2 separate regions of the Homo sapiens genome follow, and region 1 is linked to region 2. A link is a contact called in ENCODE Hi-C data. All regions are on one chromosome and are shown on one strand. The core of a region is the stretch at or near the end of the contact, and the rest is flanking DNA. Distances in the headings are between cores, read along the strand shown. Region 1 holds the start of HEPH (hephaestin). Region 2 has its middle 36 kb from the start of VSIG4.

Region 1 (5,653 bases), core at 2,950-5,449, 89 kb after region 2:
GGAGAGGAGAGGAAGCTTCACCCAGGCAAGCAGAAAGATTCTTGGGCAAAGGGAGTGGGGAAATAGGTGTTGGGAGGACTCTCAGGGAGACGCCACATGAATGAGGTACCAGGAAGCTGAATAAAATATATTTTTGACCTAGGGCCAAAGAGTGAATACTCAAAGACCAGGTGAGTCTGGAGCTAAAGAATCAGTCTGCAGATGCAAGTAAGCTGGTGGTGGTGGGAGGTTGGGGGGTGAGCTTCAGAGCAAGCATCCCTTACAGCAGTGGTCCTCAAACCAGCAGTGGTCCTCAAACCAGCAGCAGCAGCATCCCCTGGGAACTTGCCAGAAATGCAAGTTCCTGGGCCTCACCCAAGACTTACTGAAGCAAAAACTCAATGCCTTAACAAATCCTATAAGGGATTCTGGTACATGTTCAAGTTTGAGGCCTACAGCCTTGGAGGACTAGGGAAAGCAGCAAGTGGAGTTCAAGAGCCAGAGTACAAGAACCAAACAGTGTACCCAGAGCAAGCCTAGGGCTGTCACACATCACAGCAATGCAGAGCAACCTTTCCAAAGCATAACAGAGTCTGCTGGTCAGAAGTGGTGGTGGGGAGTGGCTTCAGAGATGTGGTTTCTGGGGGACAACCCCCTCTTCCCTGCACCCCTCCACCTTTCCCCAGAGGTCTTCTTTTTAAGAAACTGCTAAGGGCAAGCTCATCAGAGGATCCTGAGGTAAAGGGGTTAGACTGTCTGTGCCAAGGCACTGCCCATGGCTTTTAATTTTCTCCTGGTACCTGATACTGTCACAAAATTTAACTGTGGAAAATATAGGAAGGAAAACAACATTTACTGGGGGTCTGAACATGCTGAGCACTGTGCTAAGGGTTCACACAAATGCCAGCTGATTTAATCCTCACAATATTTCAGTCATGGAAGTGTTATTATTCCTGTTCTGCAGATGAGGGACCAGAGGCTCGAAAAAGTTAAGTGATTTGCCCGAGGTCACATAGCTCAGAAAAAGGCAGCCAAGATACAATCCTTAGTCTTTCTGACTCCAAATGCCATGCTTCTCACCCTAGACCATGTTGACTCTAATGTGAAGGTCCCTGGGGTCCTCTCCTCTTTGTAGCCACCCCAGGGCCATGTGTTATTGATGGCCCATAGATGAGTAACCTGGAAATATTGGTTGAATGAATAAACGAAAAGATGTTCTAGTGACAGAGTTTAACACATGAAGGACCCTTAAGGATATTCTGGTCTTACGGTTTTCCAATCTGTTTTTAGTGTCCTAGACATTTCTTACTGGTGCTCCAGACACAATCACATTGTCTAGGAAACCAGTCATACCCAGTGGACAGGTTCCTCTGTCTCTTCACCCTTGCCCATTTCTATCTCCTTCCCTGCCTTACCTAGAACAAATCACTTTCATCTTCCATAAGTAGTGGGTGTTTACTAAGATTCTGTTTGGGGAAAGGGTTCTGCTGCCAAAATTAATTTTGAGAAACCCAAATCTAGACCACCTTTTTCATGTTATAGGTGAAGAAACTGAGTGATAGAAAGGCAAAAAGACTTGTCCAGGGTCACTGTGTGCTCTTTAGTAGCATAACTAGAATGTGAAGCCAGGATTCTTGAAACATTCTTCTTTTTTGACACAAGTTAATACAGTTTGTGTCCTAACGAGGAAATAATTATTTAGATTTCAACAATTATTTAGAATTGAAAAATTAAAAATTATAACTCTAATTTTTGCCTTTACTATGTTCCAGTTATTGTGCTAAATAGTTAATACGTATAGCCTTATTTAAGTTCTTATAACAGTCTTATAAAATAGGTAATATTATTATCTCCATTTGAAAACTGAGGTTTAGGGGGATTAAATTACTTTAATCATAGAATCAGGAAATGGCAGAGTTGGGATTTCAGTTCAGAATATCTGATTTCAGTTTTCATGCTCTTAACAGTGATGCCATATTGCAAATGTCTATATTGAAAAAAAAGTCTATTTAGCCTGCTGCTTGTTTTGTAAATTAATTTTTATTGGCACAATGATATACCTTGAGAGCTACAAAGACAAATTTGTGTAGTTATGGCAAACAGAAACTGTATGCTCTGGAAATAAATGATTTAGTAGCTAGCCCTTTATAGAAAAAATCTGCCAACCTCTGGTCTGTAGACACCAACTTTAAAATGTTTTTCAAGTGACCTCCAGGAGAAGGAACCAGAAATGTACCCCGGATTTGCAGAAAAGGTGGGTGCTGTTTGTACTCTCAGTGAAATTGGTGAATGAATAATACAAACCTGGAAACCTGGCCTACCTGGCCTCCTGCAGTCTTCACTGTGTTGATTCAAGTCTATTATGACCTGTTCTTGTTGTCTTTCATGAGTCAGAGCAGAGGCCTTATCCCTTCCCCTCCCTGTCATAAATGCCTTAGAGCTTGGACTTGGATCTCAGCTTAATCAGTTTTGTCTCCACTTCCCCTTTCTTGCTTCAAGGTTCACATGTGTGCGAGGCAGATAATTCTAGGGGCTGCCATGGCTTGGCTAAGCTTCCCTTGACCACTGAGCATTTCTAAGGGAGTTGAGGCTGGTGGCTCCTCCTTCCTTCCTACTGGTGCTTCCACCTGCCTTGGTCTGAGTTGCAGTCCATGGGGCAGCGCCTAAGTGTCTGAGCACACTTAAGAATCTCTAGTGGTTTATGACCCAGACTTTGCCCTACCACCTCAGTCTTCTGAATGTTCTCTTCCCTGGACCCTGCTCCAGACACTTTAAATTCAGAAGAGGAAAATGTGCCCAGCCTGCCTGGAGAAAAGTGTCTGCTCCTAGCCAAGATCTCCTCATCACAAAGTAAGAATATCAGGTGGTGGAACCCCCATCATACCTGTCCCCTTCCTATACCTGGGTCTGTTGGGTAGATGCAGTCCTTTTTAGAGAGGCATAGTATTCTCAGACCTGTCGCCACAAATTGCTCCCCACTCATTCTTTCCCTATACTTTGTGTCTTTGAAACCTCTTTATCTTCTATGTTTAATATCTAGACTATACTTTCTTCATGGAATTCTAGATGTGTAAATTTACAGGGCTGGGAGGGTCCATATCTAGTTTAAGACCCTCATTGTAGAAATAGAAAGAGGCCCAGAGAAGAGAAGGGAGTGGGCCAAATCCACAAAATCCACATAGCTGATTACTCCTAGAGCAAGTGGGGCGAGAACCTTGGTCACTTGACTCAGGACAGTGACTTTTCACTCTTCTCTCTTTCCACCAGGAATGGGAATGACCTTTGACTTTAAACAAATCCAGACTCCAGTTTTACCCTGAATTGTTGGGGGAACATTTTGTTTTTTTTTTCTTTTTAGTATTTTCAATTCTTCCATGTCTTAGTTTTTAGGGTGTTGACCTGTGTTAATCCAGGCTATCTTCTAGCTATATCTGGTTTCCTCAGGTGGAAAATGTTAAATATAGTTAATATAAAATTTCACTCTAGAATCTGCTAGAAATGACGGAGGCAAAGTTAATGTATATATAAAAAAATCCACCAGTGACTGGTGGCCAGTAGGCTTTCAATAATTGTGAAGTCCCTTCTACCCCCTTGAAAGTACTGTGTTTCTCCCCTAAGCAGCACATTGTGTGTGGTGGTTTCATGGTTAAAAGTTTAGACAGACCCAGCAAATCTCTCTTCTCTTTTACTTCCTAAGTGTGTGACCTTGGACAAGTTACCTTCCCTCTCAGAGCTGAATTTTCCTCAGTTGTAAAATAGAGAGAATTAGAGTATTCATCTCACAGGATAATTGTGAGACTTAAATAAGAGAATGCATGTAAAATGGTTAACATAGGGCTTAGAATGTAGAAAAAAAGTCCTTTGTTTTATTGCCAATTTTATTTTTACTTATGACTAAGCAGCCATGACCTCAGAATAATAGTCAGGGCTGACAATTGTGCTTCAGAGCAAGAAGGGGAAGAGGTGGTGAGATGGAGGCTCTTTCAATTTCTACCTCATTTCTTAAATGGAGCTGTTGAAATCTACCCATGAGCTTTGGCTGGCCACACTGACAGTGTTCTCCTCTCAGCAAAGACCAATTAGCAAGTCCTGATAACAGAAGTACAACCCACCCCCTTGTAATTCCTCCTGAGATCCTAACCAGGATTTGTAAAACACCCGGATATGGGTAAAGAACCATCCCGGGTTTTGTATCAAACCAGGCCCCAGAGGAACAGGACATTCCAGTAGTTTTGTTTCTGGAAAAGAGGGCACCCAGCCCTTCCCCCTCCCTCATCCTCCCATCCCAGTAAACCCTGCCAAATTGGAATCCTGGACTTAATTTAGGAGAAAGGCCCTGTAACCAAGATACTGACTGAACATGGCTGGCGGACTCAGGCTGGGGTCTGCAGTGCAGCATTAATGGGCCGCTGACATGAATATGGAGTAGTTTTCTCTAGCAAAGGTAAGCTTTCTTTTCTCTCTTTTCAAACTCTACCTCACCTGCCTTCCTGTGCAAAAACGTTTATTTAGCTGGGTTTAAGGGAGTCCTGGCCACTAGGAGAAAAAGTCAGTGGCCAAAAAGTTGGAGGAGGTTTGGCTGATGTGCAGGAAAGTTAAAGGAGACAATAGGCTCCTTTTGTTCCTCTCGCCAAAATAGCCAGGACTACACTGGCTTGTCTGTTTCAGGGCCAATCCTGGAGCCATACAGAATAGTTCATTTTCCTGTCGAAATAGCTTGCTCATCTTCTGTTTCACAGGTTGAGGAATTTATTGAGGTGATGGATCTGAGGATTATGTAAGTGGGAACTCAGTTACTTAAAAATAACCATGTTTGGTTTCATATTTTGAGACCAGATTGGCACAGAGTAAGCCAATAAATGATAGCTTAACTAAGCTAAACATCTGAATTTGAGTAGTCTTAGTTTCTACATAGCAAAAATCTTTTAGAAATCATTGGTTCAAATTCTGGCTATTTTTAACAACTGGCTGCGTGACTTTGAGCAAATCCTTGCACCTCTCTGGTATCAGTTTTTTATACATCAAATGAGGGTGATTGAAAAAGATGGTTTCTAAAGGTTTCATGCATGTGTGAATCTATAACACGTTCAGTTTTTCATTACTCAGCATCTATTATATGACAAGCAATCCTTTTGCTAGGGACTCAAATATCCATGGTTTTATTTGGGCCTCAAGACAATCCTGTGAAAAAAATATCATCCCATTTTTTGGATGAGATGACTAAGGCTAAAATAATTTATTGAAAGGTCACATAGCTATCACAGACAAGAGATAGGATTTGAATCAAGGTCTTTAACTTCAAATCGGTATGTTTTCTATCACAGAGTTAAGAAAGCAGAGGACCAAAAGGTGAATTTTGATGGAGGGTTTATTAGGAAGGCTGCTGAGAGATTGAAGACAGGGCCCCAAAGATGGCTCAGCATTCCTTTATTCAGTTGAGTAATCCTTTGTTTAGGATGAGCCTGTCTAGCCCAAAGTAGTATAACTGAGAAAGGGAGATGGAGGGAGAGAAAAGAGCATTGTCGCAATAAAGGAACAGTTTGCAAATTCTAGGGAACACAGCAATGCAAATTGTTATGAATAATAGGGACCAGACCCAGGTGACACTGGGATGGCAGGAAGGTAAGGTAAAGGTAAGGGAGGCTTAACTTTATATTGGCTGATCTTCTCTCCA
Region 2 (5,388 bases), core at 333-2,832:
AGAAAAGCAGAGATTCTTCCTTTCACAGCTCTCCATGGCTGAGAGAGAGAATGCCCAAGAGATCATCTCTGTGACTTAGAGACTGCTTTTTGGGAGGTTAAGAGTCGCATGAAGAACTTAAGATGATGACAAGAGCCTAAATTTTTAAAGTTTCAAGGTTTCAACAGAACGTAGATATATTTGAACTTTCAAAAAGCAGAGTGTTTAGAAAGGGAAAACCAGGACACACAAAACATTGGGAATTACTATGACTCCCAAGTGCTTCTGGCTCCAGGAAATAACCATTCATGTGTTTGCTGGAGGTCACACAATTTTTCCCTATTACCTGGTGCAAAATGACTCATCACCTCCCAAAAGCTTCTTTTCAAACCACGATTTTCCCATTTATTTTGGTCGAATGCAGTCCTATTCGTTATGGCCTATAGACTCACTCCCAACTCCTGGGTGGTAAAAAAAAAAAAAAAAAAAAAAAAAAAAATGAGGGAATTCCCCCTAGGCTGGCCTCCAAAGTCAGGATTAAATAGGAGGAGCTGCTGGCAGCCTGCTGGAGACTAAAACAACTTGAGGCTAAATCTACCTTTCCAAGAGTGGAAAATTTATTCAGATAATGTTTGAGAATTCATATATGCCACAATAGGATAGAAACGAAACAGTAGAAATCTCACACTTTCCCTTATACCTCCCTCCTCTACTGCCCAATCAGACTCCAAATGTTATATCACTGTCTTTACCATTTCTGCTAAATTGAGGCCCCTAGGCACTAATCACACTGGCAACTGCATGGTGACATAATGCACCACAACTTTTCCACTAAAAATCTCTAGTCTCTTTCTCTCTGGCTATATTGGTGATTCTCCAGTTACTTCAGTACTTTAAAGGCTGCAGCAGCATGAATAAGAATTTCCTTTAAAAAAAATTAGGTAAGAAAGGTCTCCAGGAGATGGTGAGTTTTATTTTGTCTTGTCTGGATAGAGGTTTGATTTGCTCTCGAATGTTCCAGGGTGGAGAGAAACTAGGAGAAAGCACAGGATGTTGAGGTCTCTGTGGCTTAATCTTCTCCCTCATTTTCATCTTCACCATCAATGGAGAGAGCAGCATACTTCCTTGCAGAACTGAACTTGGAAGCTGGATTTTCCTCAGGTTTCTTTGGCTCAGGTGCAGATCTGGAGTCTTTATCCTTTTTGTCATCTTTCCTATCTGACTCCTTCCAGTGGTCTTTGTTCCCTCCCTCTCCTGGACCATGGCTAGAGTTCCCAGTTTGGCCTTTTGGGATATTCATCCCATCTCCTTCATTTTCGTCTTTCCTTGCTAGTCCTTACTCAGATGGTTGAGCTGGAGCTACTTTACCCCACCAATTGTAGGGGATTGCTGCTCTGTGTCTGAGCTCTGAGATTGAGCAGGAGGGTTAGAACTTCACTTCACCCAACCATTCTCCTTTGGTGGAGGGGCTGGCATTACCTTTAGGGACTGATCAGGTTTGGGAGGTTTAGAAGTTGGAGAGTGACAGTCTTCCTCCTTATTGAGTGTTTCATTTTCTAGTGACTTCTCACTCACTCTCCTTCGTGCATTTCTGCCGGATGTGGCGGAGGTCCCAGTCTGCAATGACTCACTTCCTGTCCTCAACTGTTCCCGTTCCTGAGTTTCTTCACTTTGTCAGCTTGGGTGTCTCTCCCGAGGCCGTCGTTCTAGTTTTGGCTCATCCAGCTGAAGCTGCAACTTCTCGTGTTCCTTCTGTAGCTGTTCTTCTACTTCTCTTTCTCTAGCAGCTGTGTCAACGGGCTTTGCCCCTCCAAAGACAGAAGCATCTCTACTGGACTGGGAGGTACTAGCAGTGGAATCATCTCCTTAGGAGCACTCCGAGGCTTTAGATTCAGTTTGGGTCTTTGGGAGGGACCTCTATCATCACCCATATAATCATCCCGAGAGTAATCATCTCTGGAGCTCCATGACCGATCATCCTGTCTGTCTTATTGGTCTTCATAGCCAGTCCCGCCTCCTCTATAGTCATCATCCCTGTGGCACCCACTGCCAAATGCCCTTCTGCCACTGCCTATCCGGGAATCATAGCGTCTATCATAGTCTCTGCTGCCTTGGTCATCATAGCGATCCCGGCTGCCACATCAATCCATATCCCAGTGTGGGCCATCCCAATACCCATCCTGATACCCATCGTGATACCGGTCTGAATCATAACTATCTCGATACTTGTCTCCAAAGCTATCATCACTTCTTAGTCATCAAAGCTGTCTGTGGCAGGACGAGCCCTCCAGTCTGTATCTGTTTTGTCAGAATCCCGATTTCTATCATGGCCAAAAGAACGATCCTCCCTGTCTTTCCCCTGTGCTTGATCAGCAACGTCCACTTGAATTTTCCTGTTACCTAGAGACTCTTCATTGAGACTCATGGAACTGAGCAGGAAATCTAGGTCCTCAATTTCAGCATAATCAAAACCTTTCAACCTCTCTGGATTGCTGGGTTTACGTGACAAACGCACTGCACTGATATTTAATCCTCGAAAGAGTTCCTTAATTGACTCTTCTGTCATATCATAGGATAGGTTCCCTAGAAAAGCAGTGTAGGGTGGTGATTTGGGAAGACGGTCGATATTGGGTTCCCGAGCAGCCCGTGGAGCAGTGGGAAGGATGGAACGGTCAATTGGAGGCACCCTATACACTTCATCATCATTACTGTGCCAAGTTGTTGAAACATCTCCTTCCAGGTCATCTGTTTCATCAGCCCAGGGTACTGGTTTGGAAACATAGGTGCTTCCTCCACCAATCCTCCCATCCTCAGCCAGAAAGTATGTTAGGGAGAGTCTTCTCCTTCTTCTTCTTTTTTGCTGAGGCCACCATGTTGGGAGAGGGAAAGAGTTTTGGGTGTGTTTCTCAGGAAGCTTTTCTCACTGGGGTTGGGCAATAAATGAGGGTCAGTAGCAGGGAATAACACAAATATAAAATGATAAAGCATGTAAACAGACAAATGTAAGCACTGCTGATGAAGGTGAAATTCAGGCAGACTCCCTTCCTCCACATGGTACTCAAGGTTTTCATGGGTAGAGATTTGCTGACAATAGTGACTTTGTGGCTCCAATTTAGTAGTATTTCTGCTGAAGCACCCACAACCTCCTAGTTTCGGGAAATGAAGACTTTTTTTTTCTTCCTATAGTTTTGTGCCAAGCAAGAGGTTTCACCCTACTTACAGAGTTAATTTCAGATATAAGATGGGGAGGGGGGGATTTTACACTACCAATGCCTGGCTTTCATTTTTAGAAGATCGCAAAAGAACAAATACCAAATATATTGTCAAAGAGTGCATCTGTGGTATATGAGAACCAATGATAATACGTGGGAGTGCAAGTACAGGGAAAATGTTTCCTTAATTATGTTTTGTTCCCCTCACTATAATATTATATTATACTTTGGACTAAGAAGAACCCTTCCCTTCCCTTTTTCTCTTCCCTTCCCTTTTTCCCTTCCTTCCCTTCCCTTCTTTCCTTCCCTTCTTCCCTTTCCTTCCCTTCTTCCCTTCCCTTCCCTTCTTCCCTTCCCTTCCCTTCCCTTCTTCCCTTCCCTTCCCTTCTTCCCTTCCCTTCCCTTCTTCCCTTCCCTTCTTCCCTTCCCTTCTTCCCTTCCCTCCCCTTCTTTTCCCTTCTTCCCTTCCCTCCCCTCCTTCCCTTCCATTCTTCCCTTCCCTTCCCTCCTTCCCTTCCCTCCTTCCCCTCCCTCCTTCCCTTCCCTCCTTCCCTCCCCTCCTTCCCTTCCCTCCTTCCCTTCTCTCCTTCTCTCCCCTCCCCTCCCCTCCCCTTCCCTTCCCTTCCCAATAGGGTCTCACTCTGTCATCCAGGCTGGAGTGCAGTGGCACAATCACAGCTCACTGCAGCCTTTACCTCCCTGGGCTCAAGCAATCCTCCCACCTCAGCCTCCTGGGTAGCTGGGACTACACATGCACACCACCATGACCAGCTAATTTTTGTGTTTTTAGTAGAGACAGCATTTTGTTATGCTCAGGCTGGTCTCAAACTCCTGAACTCAAGCAATCCTCCTGCCTTGGCCTCCCAAACTGCTGGGATAACAGGCATGAGCTACTGCACCTGGCCACAAGTAATTTTCTAACCTCAGAAGAATATGCCTGAAAATATACAGATTTCTTCAGAAACACAAATCATACATCAGACCTAAGACCCGGTATAAGATATTGATCATAATTTAGTTTTCTCCTAAAAAATGTCTGATTGGTTAAGGTTTCAAAGTAAACATTGAATCAATATTCAAATGTACAATCAGGGATGTATGATAGAATTATGCTACTTCTCAGCTAGATTTGAGGTTCACTAGCTATATACTTGGATTTCCAAATCCCAATCACCATCGTAAATAGTGTTTCTTGGTTTATCAGAAAGGAAAGTGAAAGAGTGTGCAGAGGTACCCTTCAAAGTCTCTGCAAGCTTCTGTTGATATATTCCTGCCTTTCTTCCACTCTATCCAAAGTGATTTCCAGATTATGAAAAAAATTACAAAGTAAGCATTCTCTTTAAAAACATGTGGAGAACCCCCTAGTTTAAAGAAGAAAGAGATTTTGTACCTGTTCATTATAACATTACATTGAGTATCTGGTTTGTCTTCAATCAAGATTGGAGCATTGACATGGAAAGGAGAAAACACCAACTCCAAAGAAATATTTATAGTTGCCTCTCCAAATAATTCCTGGATCATTAGTTCTTGGAAATCTGGTACCACTAAATCCAAACCAATGGCCAGTGAATCTTCACTCATAGGTACATCCTGAATTGATATTTTGGGGTATTTCCTGAGAAATAATCAACACAGGAAAATATTAATCCTACATGTTGCAAGAGCTCAAATTATATGGGCTGTAGCATATCTATTAGTTACATAATATCAACAGATGATTTGCAGTGTTTAGGTCAACTAACGAATAGTGTGCCCACAAATTCTCCTTTCATTTTATTTGAATATTATATAATACAACATCCAAACATTCTCACAGGACAACAATTCTATCACTTCAATTTAATGAAAAAAAAAGACATCACACCTGGAATAGCTATTACAAAAGAGACAGACAAGTGTTGGTGAGGATGTGAAAAAAATAGGAACCCCTATACGTTGCTGAAATAAATAAATGTGAAATGGTATATCCACTTTGGAAAATAGTTTAGCTATTTCTTAAAAAGTTAAGCATAATGTTTTCCACTCAATTCCAATTACTTCCAGCAATTCCATTTTTGGTATCTATGCAAAATAATTGCAAACACATTTCCACATAAAGATTTTCCTGTGAATGTTCATAGCAGCATCATTTATAATAGCAAAGAATTGGAAAATAACAGAAGTGTCCATTAACTGATTAATGTGTTAAGTGAAATGT

The links. A loop is a pair of places that touch in the nucleus more often than their neighbours do. Pooled maps may share reads with other maps.
Region 1: a loop to region 2 is called in a pooled map, with 2.2 times the contacts of the local background. The contact joins the promoter of HEPH here to the enhancer-like site in region 2. A Hi-C loop is called at or near these places in 1 of 50 pooled maps.

What each region holds. Positions count from the first base shown.
Region 1 is chrX:66,160,048-66,165,700 of GRCh38, forward strand. HEPH (hephaestin) reads left to right here and starts at 4,200. Exons shown (of 21, transcript NM_001367233.3): 1 at 4,200-4,423.
Region 2 is chrX:66,073,494-66,078,881 of GRCh38, forward strand. It overlaps the pseudogene EIF4BP9. Among named protein-coding and RNA genes, the nearest start is that of VSIG4, 36 kb to the left of the region's middle. Within about 2 kb of position 1,583, at least 8 of the 41 ENCODE cell types and tissues checked have a DNase peak (open chromatin) inside an H3K27ac peak, as active enhancers do.